Linked DNA regions of Mus musculus: region 1 is linked to region 2. The links are chromatin loops, found by intact Hi-C in ENCODE. Cell type or tissue: heart. All regions are shown on one strand. Links, peaks and the distances in the headings refer to the core of each region. The heading gives the core; the rest is flanking DNA.

What was found. Hi-C counts contacts between places; a loop is a spot of excess contacts. Peaks named below come from ENCODE experiments on the same cell type or tissue, not always from the same donor. Only the 100,000 strongest peaks of a DNase experiment are listed, where the experiment ranks them.
Region 1: a loop joins it to region 2, with 3 times the contacts of the local background. A loop is called at or near these places in 2 of 42 quality-filtered maps.

Annotation. Positions count from the first base shown.
Region 1 is chr7:34,811,298-34,814,198 of GRCm38, forward strand. Chst8 (carbohydrate sulfotransferase 8) reads right to left here and starts at 1,414. Exons shown (of 4, transcript NM_175140.4): 1 at 1,049-1,414. Gm38987 (a long non-coding RNA gene) reads left to right here and starts at 1,411. Exons shown (of 3, transcript XR_881950.3): 1 at 1,411-1,879. In heart, for the core only: no CTCF peak of the experiment used is centred there; a DNase peak (open chromatin) is centred at 1,424; H3K4me3 peaks cover 2,173 bases; H3K27ac peaks cover 861 bases; H3K27me3 peaks cover 2,053 bases.
Region 2 is chr7:34,674,838-34,677,738 of GRCm38, forward strand. Chst8 (carbohydrate sulfotransferase 8) reads right to left here. Exons shown (of 4, transcript NM_175140.4): 3 at 1,798-1,835; 4 at 1-1,407. The coding sequence ends at 322. Among named protein-coding and RNA genes, the nearest start is that of Gm12781, 16 kb to the left of the region's middle. In heart, for the core only: CTCF peaks have their summits at 1,490 (motif pointing right) and 2,443 (motif pointing left); a DNase peak (open chromatin) is centred at 1,484; H3K4me3 peaks cover 1,075 bases; H3K27me3 peaks cover 1,790 bases.

The DNA of each region.
Region 1 (2,901 bases), core at 84-2,583, 140 kb after region 2:
CCTTAGAACCAATCACGCTTAGGGTCCTGCTGGGAGGCGGCTTAGAGATGCATCTCCGGTGATGCCGAAATGGCTGCAGGACAGACTGTTCCAAGATCCAACCGGTATGTCCGAAATCCAGGGCACAGTTCCCCGACTGTTACAACCCCAGGTGAGGGCCGAAGGGCCCAGAGACAAGATATACAACTAAAGTTAGGGTTTGGAGTACTGCGCGGGAAATAGAGAGAGGTCACTTGATGCCCAAGCGCCACCTCTGACCCTGCCCAAACCAGAGAACGTACATTCTCCTGGCCAGGCCATAGTATGAGCAAAACAGCCCCACGCAGCAGCTGAAGTTGCAACAGCCGCTAGCTAGGGCTGAGCTCGGTCCCGCTGTAAAGCAGATCATTTCACCATCCCCTACCCTCAGCCGCCTGAGGCTCCGACTCCCGCACTCGGGGACACACGCATACACACACCTCCTTGCGATCGCTGACGCACGCACACTCGCCGGGAGCACAAAACAGGCCGGGGCCCTAGAGAGTTGAGGGGTGGAGATGCGCGCGATGGAGCGCGGGGACACCTTGCGTCTCCTGGTAGGGAGCCAAGGTCGCTTGTAACTTCCCCTTTCGCCCTACGCACCCCAACTGGCCTCTAAGTCCCAGTTCCAAGCGCACACCAAAGCCTCGGCGCTCTGGACGCTCCAGCCCGGCCCTCGAGCACTCGTCGCTCAGCGCCCAAAGCAGCTTACACGCACCCAGCATCCAGGGTTAAGAAGAGGAGCGAAGGGTCCTGGAGGCGAGCCCTAGGAGAGAGAGGCAGTTCCCAGGCGCGGAGAAAACCAAGAATCCAAAGTCTAATTAAAGTTCCCACTCACGGGGGCTGGTCCCCAAAGTATCGCCAGACCCAAGCACCGCATGCCCCAACAGCACCTGCAGCTTAGGACTCTGAACCACGTCTAGTGGCGGGGTTTGCGCTCAGAACAGTCCCGGCATCATCCTGGGATTTCCAGGGACAACCCTTCGGGTGAACTATCAACATAGAGAGGGAACAGGGCGCAGCCACTTACCTGGCACAGCCAGCGCTCTCCAGGCCACGGGTTCCTCCAGTCCGGCGGGGTTCTCGGCGGCGGGAGAATCTTCCCTCCGGAGCTCTTGGGAAGCAAGAAGGATCTCCGCCCCAGTTCGGGCCAGGCTGCGTCTTTTTCCCGGTGTAGTCCAAGGTGCGGGGAGTGGGCGATCGGCGTAGAGTCGGCGACCGGAGCGCGCGGGAGAGGTTGCGGCGGCGTGCTCCTATTGGATCTTCTGCACCGGGTGCGTCCCCCTGTCTCTGCCGCCACCGCCCGGTCCTGTCTCTTCCCCGCGGTGCCACCGGATCCGGCTCACGCGCCGGGAAGGCTCCCAGCGAAGTGCGAGCGAAGCCTCCGGCAAGGCTGGAAATAGCGCCGCGCCCGCCCGGCGCCCCGCCCCCAGTCCGGGCCCCGCCCCACGGTGGAAAGAGGCGATCCCGGTGGCAGGGCAGAGATGGGGGAAATCTCTTCCCCGATCGCTCAGCCCTCTCGGGAGCTCACGGGCGCCACGCCCACGCGCGCTCTGCGGCTTCAGCAGCCCCACTGGCCGCGCGCTCTGTGGGAGCTGCCGCTGGGCGCGGTCGGGAGGCAGCGGGGGGGTGGGGCGGTATTGGCGCGGGCTGCGCCCAGCTCGGGGATCCCCGAGTGCTGGACTCTGGTCTGCCGCTTGACTCCACTCCGCAGCTTCTTAGCTGCCACTGCCCCAGTGGCGACACTGAGTAACCCTGCGCTGACCTAGGGAAAAAGAGAAGGCGCTAGCAAGCAGGGTCTTGGACCCAAAGCTGAGCGGCCGCGGGGCTTGCAAAGGAATTGGTGCGCAGAAAAATTCAGGTAGGTTCCCAGACTACAGTACGCGTGGAATTTGGACAAGGCCTGTCTCTTGTTGGCACTCACCACTAAATTTCTGGGTCTCAGTTAACCACAAGTGCCCAGTGAGCCGGATTCTCACTTAAGAACTTCATCCTTAAGCGTCGGTCTGGCACCAGCTTGAGGGCTGAAGCAAGCAACCTCTCCCCTCCCTCCAAACCCAGAATAAATGAGTGGGGAAACCTCCTACCCACAGCCACACAGTACAAGTGTAGAACCGGGACTCGGTTCCAGGGCTGTGGATTCAAATCTTGATTTTTCCAGAGAAGAGAAGCCCCGACCTGCAGGGGGCAATCAGACACTAGAAGGGAAGGCTGGGTGCGCATCTAGCAACCATTCTCAGCGGTGCCAACCAGTAAACAAGCCTGGTCTTGAAGGGACATACAGAATAAAATTAAACAAAACAAAACAAAACAAAACTGAAAAGAAGCTTCCAGTAAAACAGAGCGGTGGCTGTGGCCTCTCCCCTCCCTGAGTGGACTGGTTGGTTGGTTGATTGGTTGGTTGGTTGACCCAGCTCCATCCCAGATGGGTGATGAAGCTAAAGACTGAGGTGGATCTGTGGCCTTTGAGTGACCAGATAAGGGTGTGGCAGCCCTGATAAGGAGCAGAGATACTAACACTAGAGATGTGGAGGGCAAGGGAGCCTCTAACACTAGCAAGCTTGAAAGGCCTGAGTGGTAGTTGGGCTTCTTTAATGACTGCTGTGAACTCAGAGTATCCAAGGATCCTCTTCAGGGCAAGTGAGTTGGCAGTCAAGCATATGGTAGCCTTCCCTTCCATTGTTTTTGTTTTGTTTCTGTTTTTGAGATAGGTTCTCTCTGTGTAGCCCAGGCTAACCATGAACACATGATCTTCCTTTCTCAGCCTCCAAGTGCTTGGGTTACAGGCATGTAACACAACACCCAGCTACCTTTTATCCCTTTTTAGTTTTGCAACAATGAAGTATGTGCTACAAGATGCCACTAAGGTGCTACTGTCAACAA
Region 2 (2,901 bases), core at 92-2,591:
AAGGATAAGGGGATGTAGGACATCCCTCGACGCTGGGGCCCTCTTCTGGGTCTCAGGCTTCCCTGGACAGCATAGCTCAGCATAGCTCAGCTGAGTTCTTAAAGCATCCATCCGAGTCGTGCTCCGTCTCAAACTCAGCCAACCCAATGAGGAAATGGGTGTGGGACAAGGGTCAAGGTCCATTGTCTGGGCCTCTGTGGCCCACCCTAGGGCCACAGCCACAAGGCCTCACATCCTCAGAGCTCAGTCCCCGGAGGCCGCCTATGCGCAGGTGAGTGGGCATGACCGGCAGACCCCGCCCCTGACCAGCAGGCCCCGCCCTCAGTACAGGTCCGAGAAAGGTTTGGAGTAGTTGAACATCAGGTAATCCATGTAGTAGAAGTCGTAGGTTCGCTGTCGCTGCAGCGAGGAGAGCTGAGCGAAGTACTGATGGGTGATTCTCGATGTGGTCCGCGCCTCCTCGGAGTGCCTGTCCTTGAACCTCGGGAAAGTCAGGTTCCCGGGCGCATGGATGAGACGCAGGAAGAAGTTGGCATCGTCTTCCATGCTCTCGAACTTGCCCACAAAGTCATAGTCGATGAGGCAGGGGCTGCACAGCCGGCTAACATGGTCCCAGTGGATGTCCATGCCCACGGGCCGGTGGACATCCAACAGGTACTGGACGAACTCGGGGAACTGCACACCGGAGCCAGTCCGCAGTGCCTCCCGCGAGGCGTTGGCGCGGTACCGGGCCAGGATAGCCTTGCCAAAGACAGGATGATAGTAGCTGTTAGGATGCTCAAACTTGTCTCGGAAAGCAGAGACCAGCCGCTCAAAGGGTTCCCGGACAAAGAGCATCTTGGTGTAGGTACTGAGGCGGTGCACTATGCCCTGCCGGTCAAAAGTATCCAGGCGCTTAAGGGCGCTGCCATAGTGGACGGTGTTGTGTTGGATATCTGCCGTGGATGAGGCTAACCCTGCCAGCACCATGAGCACCCTCTTCCAGTTGGAGCAGCCTGCCTTGGGTACTTCACAGTACAGTACACGGTGGCGGTCCTCCACGAAGATGCGGGAGACGTGGCGGGGAGTGACAGCTCTGCGGCTGCTGCTGGCCCTGTATTTAGCGCAGGCTTCTCGCATCACACGCTTGCGCTCCTGTTGGGTCTGGTGCAGGCTGACCCAACGACTGTCCATGGTGCGGGGTCTCGGCTGGATAAAGGTTTCGGACGAGTTGTTGCCTTGGTTAGTCCCTGCGGCTGGCATCTTTTTGATGAGCAGTCTCCGCCTGCGCTGCCGGAGGCGCAAAGGAGATCCCGCTGCCTTCGGGTGAGGTCGAGGTTGGTCAGGCGCTTGCAGCTGGAGGCCTCTTGGCGACCCGCTGGGTGAATCTCGTGTGCCCTTTTCTGTGGATATCCTCAAGTGGCTATCCTAGGACAAGAAGAGAAGTGGCTAGGGTCCATACAGTATGGCAGAAATGTGGGACCTGAACGGCAAATATAATTTCTACCACAAGGTGGAGCAGTCCCCCCAGGAACCTTGGCTAGACGCGATCGTGGGACGGGGTGGGGCACTGCTAGTGGCCTGCAAGCAGCAGGCACAGATTTACTGTGTCTGTTAGTACAGTCCAAAGGAGTCATCTAACAGAGAAGGAAAACTCATGAAGCCAAAGCCCCAGGTTTTGTTCCCAAGGCTCCTGAAAAGGACCCAACACATTTTTCTTCCTATGAATGGATCCTCCATAAGCTCTGAATTGTCCTTTTCACCCTCTCCAAACACACCCCCCTCGCATCTGTGATTTATGGGATTCTTGGAACTTACATGCTGGGGTTGCTGGGGCCTGATGCTGAACTTTATACCTGGAAAGCAACAGAGGAGAGAGAAGCGTTTGTTAAACAATAGAAGCACGGAAGTACCACATACCTGCCTAACCCAATAGTCAGGACCCCCCTTCCCCCCCCCCCCGGGGCCACCTCCACCTGGCCCTGTCATTAGCCCACAAAGCACCCCTTGAAAGCTCCTGTCCAGCCTCTCTCCATGCCTGTCACCACATCCTGCTCCATACTTGTATATGATAATACTTGCACACACCAGGCCCGTGGAAGAAAGGCATTTCTTCACCCCTGGGAGGTTCTCCTGCCTGGATATTCACGGCGTAGCTTTGGCCTTCTTGGTATTGTCACAGGGACGATGTCCATTTCTGGCTCACCCTGGTGTTCCCTAAAAGTGCTAGCAGAGCCAAGGGATGGGCAAGTGCTGATTGGTGATTTGGGGAAGACGGACGCAGAGAGATCTGTATGCTGTTGGCTGGGTTCATTACTTTTCTGGTTGCTATGACAAAATGTCTGATATACATCAATTAAAAGAAGAAATACTGGGCTGGAGAGATGGCTCTGTGGTTAAAAGCACTGGCTGCTTTTCCAGAGGTCCTGAGTTCAAGCTCAAAACTATCTATAATGAGATCTGGTGCCCTCTTCTGGCCTGCAGGCATAATAATACTGGGGGCTGGAAAGACTTGCTGCTCTCCCAGAGGACCTGGTTCAATTCTCAGCACAACATGACAACTAATAACTCCAGTTCCAGAGACACCAGTGCCCTCTTCTAGCCTCTGTGGGCATTTTACACATATAGACATACATGCAGCTAACACCCATACACAGAAAATTAAAATAAATAAATCTTTTGTTAAAAAAAAAAAGAGGAAAGATTTGTTTAGGGTCACAGTTTTAGAGGGATCCGTCCATGGTTGCCTGGCCTCAGGTGCTTGGACAGAGAACATCATGGTGGTTGAAGCATGCGGTAGGAGAAGTCGTTTACTTCACAGCTGACCAGAAAACTAAGAAAGCAAGATGGGGCCGGGCGTGGTGGCGCACGCCTTTAATCCCAGCACTTGGGAGGCAGAGGCAGGCGGATTTCCGAGTTCGA